2 separate regions of the Homo sapiens genome follow, and region 2 is linked to region 1. The links are chromatin loops, found by intact Hi-C in ENCODE. Cell type or tissue: sigmoid colon. All regions are shown on one strand. Each heading gives the region's core, and the rest is flanking DNA. Links, peaks and the distances in the headings are about the cores only. Region 1 has its middle 120 kb from the start of HAND2-AS1. Region 2 overlaps HAND2-AS1 (HAND2 antisense RNA 1).

Region 1 (5,389 bases), core at 322-5,321:
CAATAAAAAGAATCCTAGTGTCACTCCTTTGCTTCTATCTACTTTGTATCTCTTTCTTTAAGAAAATCTTACCTTAAAAAAGCTTCTGGCTATTTCTATTTATTCTCCACTTACACTATAAGTAGCAAAGGGGCTGTATTTTTTCAAAAACTACCTAGAAGTAGGTAATGTTCGGAAAGCATATCCATGCTTTCTGCTAATGAAAGGAGGATGGAGGAGAGAGTGTTATCAAGGAAAAACTTTTAACTACTTTCTAAAGGTGATCAAAAAATAAAAGAATTATTTTTTGGCATAACTCATCCCAGCACCATAAAACACAGGTGCTTTGGAAGAAAAGTGAATGGATAGGCCAGAGTTCAAGGGCCAGTAAGGAAATCCACAGTGGACTAGGTGCAGAGTAAAATTCATCAAGGATGTGGTTTTCAAAGAGGCCATATCAGTTTAATTCATTCAAATTTTACACTTTGCAATGGAAGAGTGAACTGTCATGAAGATATCCTTTGGCTTGTTCACAGGATGAACAAGAAAAGAGGTGGGAAATGCAGAAAATCCCCTTGTACCTACTTTCTTATGCCATGCATCATGCTGTGCAGGGCACAACAATCACTGAGACCAGGATGGAGATGTCACACCACCTCTTGGAATGCTCCATGGCTGACAATATCTGTGAAATCTGCCTTTGGGTTGAAAAAAAGAAGAGGGAAAGAGAAAATCCCCACTGTCCACAAAGGAGAGTCGGCAAGCCCTGCCTAAATACGAGAGAAAGCAAGAATTTAAAATTTACAAGTCAAGGCTGGGCGTGGTGGCTCACACCTGTAATCCTAGCACTTTGGGAGGCCAAGACAGGTGGATCACCTGAGGTCAGGAGTTCAAGATCAGCCTGGCCAACATGGCGTAACCCCATCTCTACTAAAAATACAAAAATTAGCTGGGTGTGGTGGCATGCGCCTGTAATCCCAGCTACTCAGGAGACTGAGGCAGGAGAATTACTTGAACCCAGGAGGTGGAGGTTGCAGTGAGCCGAGATCTAACCACTGCACTCCAGCCTGGGCAACAGAGCAAAACTCCATCTCAAAAACAAAAACAAAAACAAAAAAAAATGTACAACTCACGCCAGCCACCTTCATCATTTACAAAAGACTGTTTTTGAATTTAAGAATAAGAACTAAGAATAAGAATAAGAGTTCATCATCTTTTGAGAATCTAGGAAGCAAATGGTTTCTTTCGGAGGTGATCCTGGGAAGCACCTGTGCGGAAGGAGGGAAGTGAAGCAGAAAACAAGGCAGGTCACAGCTTTGGGCAAGTGGAGCTCCATTCTCACTCAGGAACTTGGGGGACAATGCGGACTATGCCTCAGAGATACCCCAGTCAAGGGATATTTACCTTCCAACTCTATCAGCTGTTGACTGAAACCTACTCCCAAGAGACCTTAATGCCACAGCACTTCCAGCATGCCCTACCCACAAGCCAAAAGCATGCCATGGCCAGAGAAACCTTAGGCAGATTCTCACATGCCTGCTGCAGGAAGCAGTAGAGTGGATACACATGGGGACCTGAGTGCCAAGCCAGTATGGGGAGGACAGCAACTGTGTTTGCTACACCTCATTCCCCTACGACTAGATTCCAAATGGCAATGCATTTATGATCTGACCAAACCATGAGTGAAGGGAGAAAAACTATGCTTGTATTTAAGAGAATGCTGGCATTACTCTGAAAGAAAGCATCCCTACTCCAAACTTCTTGGACTTTAGAAATAACTAGAATTTAGAAATAACGAAGAAATAACCTAGAAATTAATATTGTATTAGTCCAGAGAAGAAGTTGGCAGTGTGGGGCCCTCTGGCCAAATCCAACCTGGTGTTTCCATACGGCCCCCAAGCTAAGACTGGTGTCTACATTTTTAAATGGCTGGGAAAAATCAAAAGAAGCCTATTTCATGACACATGAAATTTATATGATATTCAAATTTCATTGTCCCTAAATATTTATTGGAACTCAGCCATGCTCATCTGTTTACATAATGTCGATGACTGTGCTGTCAATGGCAGAGTTGAGTAGTCACGACAGGGACCAGCTGGCCTCCAAGACCTAAAAGTTTTATTTTCTGGCTCTTTACAAAAAGTTTGCCAACCTGTAATTTAAAACCAGGTTCACTCTTAGAGAATCTTCATGATATTAGTGTGTGGTACAGGGGAGGGCAGGATGGTCTCTTCCTTTATTTAAGAAGAATCCAAACTGCTGATTAGGCTCCATCAGGCAGCTCTCTGAACTTCTTGGATAAGGAGGACTCTCTGTTATTCTTCCCCTCCCCTAAATTCATCGAGCAGAATAAATATTGATAATCCCCCAACAATGCTGGTGTAAAACTATGGTTTCTTATTGGCAAAGTGTGTACTAAGAAATTAGATTCTTATATATAGTAATGAAAATGGAATAAACTTTTAGAGTTAGAATCACTGTTTTCTCCAATACAAAATATAGCACTTTCCAAACACCTGCTTTTTTTTTTTGAGTGTTTCCAGACATAAATTCACACTGGAAACTAATGTTTGAACTCTTGAAAAGGACCTAATTTTGAGAAAGGAGATCAAAAGATAACATACCAAAAGATAATACTGGGGAAAAAAGAGAGAAGTGTGTGGCAACAGGTGAGCGAGAGCTTAATTAATCATATTAATCATCAGGTGTCAAGCTGATAAATTACTGAAGTCATAAAGATTTATATAAACCATTGGACACAGAGCTCAAGAATTAAAACTGGTAACTTTAATCAGATCCCAAAGGAATCCAGTGTGCCAAGTTTAATCCAACTCCTAGCCACGTGGTTGCTGGTTCAGTCATGGAAGGGGGGACTAGATATGTAAACCAGGTCTTTTCCAAGGAGTGCTACAGTGATCTATGGGCGTGCTTATAAATCAGCATTTCATTCCTCAGAATGCCAAAATCCATTCCCGAGGCCTTGTTTACAGGAGAACATCAGTATTCTCTGGGCATGCACGTCAGTTGGAAGGGAACTTTAAATAGCACAAGAGAAAAGTGTTCTTGGTAGTAACACAGCCTGTGATAAACTTTGAAGTCCAAATGAGAAGTGGAAGTGAATGTTAAACGTATGCCTTGTCCTAAAACTTCATGAAAAATGAAATGTACAAGAAAAGCTGGATCCCTGCCATGACACCCATTACAGTGTAGATGAAGGCTCTGACCTTTCATGTTATACTTACTGTGTTTTTGACACATTTAGTCAATTAAAACGGGTGAAGTGTAATTTGTTTTTCTTAAGTTTAATACAGCATGTCAATAGAAGTTAACCAAAATTTATAGTTTGAACACTAAAGCTGCCACATGCACTTAAACAAATGAACACAATTTATCATGGTTGAAATAAAGAGAACATCACGGGCATTTGACTTTATACTTCACATAAGCACGTTGCCAAATATAGGAAAGCAAGCTCCTCTCACACTTCCAATGAAAAAGACATTTTAGTTCACATTAAATATTGGTGTGAAAACCCTGGCAGGTATCCAGTCCTAAGGAGTGTTAACGTTGGCACTTCCACTGTGTACTTTTACTATAAATTGTTGTAGCATTTATTTGACATGGAATACCCAAAGGATTGATGAGCAAAGAACGGAAGATTTTTTTTATTGTGCCAGATTACCTTTTTCAGACATCCATACTAAGCGTTTACATCTTCAAAGTCTAAACAAGTAGCCACCTGTATTCAATCCGTGCAAGATATTTTTCATGAAACTATAGCTTACCTTTTTATAAACCCATAAAAGCACACATTTTCCATTTTATTAGTCAGCAAAGCAGTGGTGGATTTAATAATAAAACGTATAAAATGCAGTTTCTTTATAGACAGTTTAACTTTTTGCTTGTTTAAAATGCCACAAGGACAACCACATTTATATCAGTTTCTGTCTCTATCACACAAAAACAAGTGGCTACAATTTTGTATATCTTTACATAAAAAAATTCACCTAGTGCTCCTCAGACACTTTATATATAGCAGCCAATAGACCCCTAAAGATTTAACAGAAACATGCCACTAGGGGAGAAATTATCTACTATAATCCAATACATGCATCTGAATTCGGCATCTATAATGTGTATGTCAATTATATACAGCTACAGTAATCACACACTTCAAATTTCTAAGAGCATTTAAAGCAAGTTTGTGTCTTTTCAAATATTAAATAAAATGTTTCCAATTGTGACCACAAAATTAACATATACTACCTACATAAAAATATGAGTGGGGTATTTAAATAGATTTTTAAAGCTGAGAGTGGCATAACTATACCAAGTGGTAATATTTTGAAATTAACATGATGACGTAGAAGGAAGTCTTGTAACATTTCAGATTTTAAATAGGAGAAATATGTAATACATACATTAATAATTCTACTGGAAAATTATCTGGTCTGACAAGCACCTAACCCAAGACTTTTACACTCGTGAACACTGGTTTTAATGTTTAACAGAATCAATTATATTAACATAATCAATTGTTTTAATGTTTGACTTAATCAAAGGTGATGTCTTTACACTGATTCCATTAGTCTAAATTTTATAATAAAATTATTTCTCTTAATCTTTAGCTCTATTCACTCATTTCAAACTTACAGTACCAGAACCTTAGCCTCCTGAAACAGGCAATTTGCCCTGCATAGACCCATATAGATCTGGAAGAGTTTGCAATCAACCCTTATCTAACTTAACTACCAAGAAATTTAAGATTAAAAGTAACCCAAGTATTTTTAAACACTACAAAACTAGATATATGTTTACTGTGAAACAATGGAATGCTTGGTAAACTCTTGTCTGGTGGTAGAAGTTTACCAACTTTTTAGTCATCTGCTGGGTTTAAACAATAATAAAACATCCAGTTAATTCAGCTACTTAAATTTTGAAGTTGCTTCTGAAATTAAAACGGTAAGTTAGATGGTTATTTTATATCATAAAAAAAAGTTGTACATAGAATTTTTATTTCTCAAACAGTTCATGTGTCCTGTTACAAGCAAATTTATAGTGTAATATGTATCAGTAAAATACTAAAAATGTCATGGATGTTTTGTTATTGTTAGTGTTGTTGTTTTTTGTTTGTTGTTTGTTTTCATTTTTGAGACGGAGTCTCACTCTGTCCCCTGGGCTGGAGTGCAGTGGCTTGATCTCGGCTCACTGCAACGTCCGCCTCCTGGATTCAAGCGCTTCTCCTGCCTCAGCCTTCCAAGTAGCTGGGATTACAGGCTCCCGCCACTAAGCCTGGCTAAATTTGGATTTTTAGTAGAGATGGGGTTTCACCATGTTGGCCAGGCTGGTCTCAAACTCCTGACCTTGTGATTTGCCCGCCTCGGCCTCCCAACGTGCTGGGATTATAGGC
Region 2 (5,389 bases), core at 242-5,241, 79 kb after region 1:
AATAGCTATTAGAATAGCTTCAAATAAAACATTATTTAAAGGTTGCATCACCCTACAACTGGTTCCTGTTGGTCGCCTTGATAATTCAGGGTAAAATGTTGACTTTTATTTATACCCAGGCTTTGAAATTTGTTGCATCAATGAAAATTCTTGTTTGCAAGAAATAGAAAACTACTCTGATTATCATAAGGAAAAAAAAGGTGGAAGAAGTATTGAATGGGGGTATATGGAGTCTTGCAGAAATGATGGGAGGCTGGAGGCCCAGGCTGGGAAAATATCTAGGAACCCAGGGTTCCCACAGAGCTGGGAGCCAGGCAGGCTATGCTGGCCGGCCCAATTCCACTGCAACAGCGAGCCCTCCATCCATCCACTACGCTCTTATTCCTTCCTCAAGATTCAAAGTCCGAAAGACAGTGGCTGGTGCTCCAAATCTAAATAACATGGACATCCCAGGGAAGGGAGAGGGAGGATCTGGCCTATAAATGTGCTAGTTTTATTTGTTGTTTTAAAAAAGCCTTTGAATTGGGGAAATAATTTTCTATTTCTGACAAAGTCCACTTTGAGCTTCAGAAATGAAATGCCTTGGATGGAAAACAAAGTAGATCTGCCTCACACCAATGTCTTTGCTGCAATAAGGAAGGTCATAAAATAATTCCTGGGTTTTACTTAACTCCAATCATAGAGAGAGATGTGGCTATAACAGGGACCAGAATAATCTATCCTGGGATCTTTGACCCTCATGCCAGAAAACAAGATTTGACCATTTCTCAACAAAAAAGAATATAGTATTTTAAATTGAATTCCAACGTTTGATCTTTTTCATTTTTTACCTTAGGTGATCCCCGTAAACTTATAGTTTCATTTTCTTTGTATAACACATAAAATGTAAAAGTATTATTTGCATATAAACATTTCACTAAATGAGGACAAAAATGCAATTTGACATAGAATTATACTCTTGGTGATATCTTTACCATCTGAATAAAATAAAATCAACTTTTTAAAGGTCAAAATGCTGATTATTTATGCATCCATAGGCATTACGTTTTTATTAAAAAGTGGAACTATTCTGTGCCTGCTGTGTTATAATCTATTTTTAAACACAATAATATATTTTGAAATATTATTATTCCAATAAATATTCATTTCCACCTCAAAAAGGTCAAACTAATATTTCATTGCATATGTGCTTACTAAAGTCCAGATACTTCCCTTTACATTTTTTTAAAGGGTTTATACTAAAAATATTGCTACATCTGAGCACATTTTCATGAGATTCTAATTCTTCACTTAGGGGAAATAAACAGTGAGAGCTTGTAATCAGGTTTACTTCCTTACAGAATTGTTTCCCATAAAAGATAATAATAATAATATAGAAAGATGATGCATCTTAGTAGATGATAAAACATTAAATCCTTAATAAATATTAACTAATTAAATGAATAATATTCACATATACATAACATTAACCATGCCAAGCACTGTTCTCATCACTTTACATATGTTACTTCATTTAATTTACAACAGCCCAATGAACTAGACATTGTTTCCATATCCATTTCATTGATGAGAAAGCCAAACAGTAGAATAGTTAAGTAACTTGTCAAAGATTTCATAGCTGATGTAAGAAGTCTGGTTTTAGATCTATGTTATTCATAGCAAGTTATTGTTTTGTGGCTAAGAGTTTTTCAAGAAAGGTAATGGAAGCTCTTTATTAATGTAATTTAAAGACAAATTATGTAATCATTGGGATCATTGAAACAATCTTCCACCTGCACCAAAGTTTGGATCTAAAGGTATTACAATTTCATCCCACATATTACAGCCCATAAATCTGGAATAAAGGACCCCTTTCCAAGAAAAGATATATTTAGAAAACTGTCCCCAAAGTAATTATACATTCCTTATACCACAACCTAGTTGCAGTTAATACTCCCATATTATACTTGTCAAGATATGACCTGAGGGTTTTGCAGAGGTTGCGCCATACAACACAATGTTACAGATACATAAATAAATAAGCATAATTTGATGCCATAGGGTGTCACGTGTACTTTTAGTGGCCTGAAAGAATAAAGTAATTTAGAGAGACATCTAATTTACACCCAGGAAATAGCTTAATGAGCGCAGGAACCCAATGCCTGATGGTGCATTGGATTGTATATTAAAGTGCCAGTGTAGGAGGTTTCAAACAGCCAATCTTTGTGACAAGAAATGAGTGTGTTTTGAGAAGTGGACTGAACAGCATTCAAGAGTACAGCAGTTACTAAAAGGGTTTCCAGACACACGAGAGTTATTGGACCCTGTTACAAACTCTAACTTCTGCCATCAGTTACTGCTTTCATTTGTACCATGAAGCCTACATCATTGCAACTGGAACAAAAATGATGTTTACATTTTACCAGTGTTTTATTTTCAATTAAACATCTCAGCTGCTATTTACATAGTTGAATGGCATGGCATTTATACCATGCAATCTGATGTTAATTCTTTGTAAATATTTCTCCAGCAAGAGACCTAAGTTCAAACTAGTTGTGAAAATGTCACTAAAAGTAAAATAAACTCTAATTTAATCTTGATCACAAATTATTGTTAAATGAAAGCTAAAAACCTGTAAAAATTTTAAATGGAAGTCTAAAGGAATTAACTGAGATGCTCATGTCCCAGGAAGTGACTTGCTTTTAGACTGCCTGAGTCCTTGAGGACTTAGGTTGACTTAACTCCACTGAGGGGAAGTTAAAGGCAGGAGACAAAGAAGCTGCCAAGATCATGGCTGAGAAGATACAGGGAGGCTGCAGCTCTGCGCTGCACTGTCCGCTCTCAAGCCTGCAGTTCTGTTCTGAAATAGGTCACGACTGGAAGGTTTCACGTTTCTTATGCATAGTTGCTGTTCCCTGACCAGCTCCTCCATCTGAGATCATTCATCATTCATCATAGCTGGAAATCTCCACCCTATCTGCATCTGAAACTCCCAGGGCCAAGCTGGTCAGCATCCAATTCAGAATGGAAGTAAGAATGGAAGAGGGTCTGTCTAGCTTTTCTTTGCTTTCTGTCCCAAAACATTCCCTTCCCTTGTGGTGTCTTCTTATATGTTTTCATACACAAGGAGAGAAGCCTAAATAAATAAACAATGTTTTAGACTTACCTTTTTAAACATTTTCCTGTTGATTTCTTCCAATTTTCTAGATTCTGATGTAGAAATCTGAATGTACCTTATAGAAATAGGCTTTAGGGTAAGGCTTGCCTTACATATACACAGTGTAAAAGCCAATAATCACAAATATATAATTGGATTTGCGAGATTACAATCATGCAAAAAAAAAGTTATGTCCCTATAAATATTTCCACTGGCTTGGCAGATGTAAGAGGTGAAGCCATGGTTACCATCCTCCTTCCAGTAGCTCTGGAGGGGTAAAACGTCAAGCTGGTGCAGTCATTTACAACTCAGTGTGGATTCCCTTATTAGATTACTCTCCTCTGAGAATGCTAACTGCAATAAAAAGAATAAGAATTTGATGGAGAAAGGGAAAAGAAAGAATAAAAATTTGACAGACAAAGGGAAAAGGGAAGAGATCATTTTGGGCAGGAGTGAGATGATGTCAAGGAAATTCAACAATTCATCAATTTTGCTGACTTACCGAATTTGTCCTGGTTTGGAGAAAATAAGATAATCCTTCCCTTCTCTATTTAAGTAAGTACACTCAAATGCTTCCAGTAGTGATACAGGTAACATCTATTACACAGAATCAATTCTGTGTAAAACAATAGAAGGCCTATGGTAAACTAAGGAGCACAAACTTCATCACAAGAATTGCAAATTTTTAAAAAAATTATAAAACACTTTGGCTGGTCAATTAAGACCTATATGCAGCAGCTACTTTTGACCCCTAAGGTAGCAGAATCTGAGTGACATTTTATGCAAGACTAATATTATTCAGGAATTAAAATAAAACAAAGGCTGTGTGCAGTGGCTCATGCCTGTAATCCCAGCACTTTGGGAGGCTAAGGTGGATGGATCATCTGAGGTCAGGAGTTTGAGACTAGCCTGGCCAACATGGCAAAACCCCATCTCTACTAAAAGTACAAAAATTAGCTGGGCATGGTGTTGCACACCTGTGGTCCTAGCTATTCGGGAGGCTGAGGCACAAGAATCATTTGAACCAGGAAGCAGAGGTTGCAGTGAGCCAAGATCACGCCACTGCCCTCCAGCCTGGGTGACAGAGCAAGACTTAGTCTCAAAAAAAAAAAAAAAGTAAAACACAATTTAACACCTAGTGAATGCTTATTAAATTGAGAGGACCTAGGAATATCACAACCCAGGGGCAATCACTAGTCCGTTTCTCTCTAATTTTTCTACATTTTTTTGATGATGGGGATTATGGTGATGAGTTTGAAGGAGTCCCCTGTTATGCAGAATGAATTAGCAATATCTTAGGAAGACAAAGTGCCAGCTTAGACATCTGCAAACTCAGAACTAGAAAGCCAAATGTTCATCATCAGCATTCAAGTAGACACCACTTTCAATTCTTTTGTTTTCATATCTTCAAAAAGAATACAACACTTCCAGACGTCTAGTGCCTACCTCAGAGTGGCATTATAAATATTAGTCATGTTAATGCCTCACAGGTACTTTGAAGATGAAAAGGACTAGTTAGTATCAAGCCATGAAGTGGCAGCCAAGACTTCCATAACAATTACAGCAAAACAGAAAGGAGGCACCGCTGAGAAACTTGGAAGCAATACAGCCACGTATTTGTTTCTGTGCAAACCTTTTAATAATGAAAGCCTGTGAACTCCTCTTCAGATGAAAAGAGGCTCAACTGTGTCTTTAATTAGATCATCCTATTGGAGCACAATATAGTGATAAAGAAGATTTAATAAAGCATTTTGTCTTTTTATTACTTTGATTTGATGCAACATATCTGCTCATCCAAGCAAGATGTTTAACTTCAAAAGCAGTTCTGTCCACCCTCCCCCTGACCAATAAATAACTCCAAGGGGGAAAAAGAAAACAATATATTTGGACCATCCCTAAGCTGCTGAGTGATGAAAAGATTCATCATTTTTTTTCTACTGTGGACACAGGTCTTTTAATTAGTCCTTTACTTTTCTCTTACAGCTGATAGGATTGTAAGAGTTTAAATGTTGCTAGTTATTGATTAAAACGTATGGTAAAGTAATTTGGGGGAAAAAATCTAATTACTCCACACCATGGTAAGATTTCCATGTTTGACATGATCCTGGATAGGCCCATTAGACTGGGAATTTTAGGAATAAACAAAATTAAATCATAAAACTGTTGGCATAGAATTCTCCTCATCATGACAAACTGACTCTAAACATCTTTCTTGTATGTAGATCTGTAATTAGATTCAGTGTTTGAATTTAA

Evidence for each region. A loop is a pair of places that touch in the nucleus more often than their neighbours do. Peaks named below come from ENCODE experiments on the same cell type or tissue, not always from the same donor. Only the 100,000 strongest peaks of a DNase experiment are listed, where the experiment ranks them.
Region 2: a loop joins it to region 1, with 3 times the contacts of the local background. A loop is called at or near these places in 3 of 110 quality-filtered maps.

What each region holds. Positions count from the first base shown.
Region 1 is chr4:173,650,038-173,655,426 of GRCh38, reverse strand. No RefSeq gene overlaps it. Among named protein-coding and RNA genes, the nearest start is that of HAND2-AS1, 120 kb to the right of the region's middle. In sigmoid colon, for the core only: no CTCF peak of the experiment used is centred there; a DNase peak (open chromatin) is centred at 2,996.
Region 2 is chr4:173,570,933-173,576,321 of GRCh38, reverse strand. The region is part of intron 3 of HAND2-AS1 (HAND2 antisense RNA 1); the gene reads right to left. Among named protein-coding and RNA genes, the nearest start is that of HAND2-AS1, 43 kb to the right of the region's middle. In sigmoid colon, for the core only: no CTCF peak of the experiment used is centred there; a DNase peak (open chromatin) is centred at 2,791.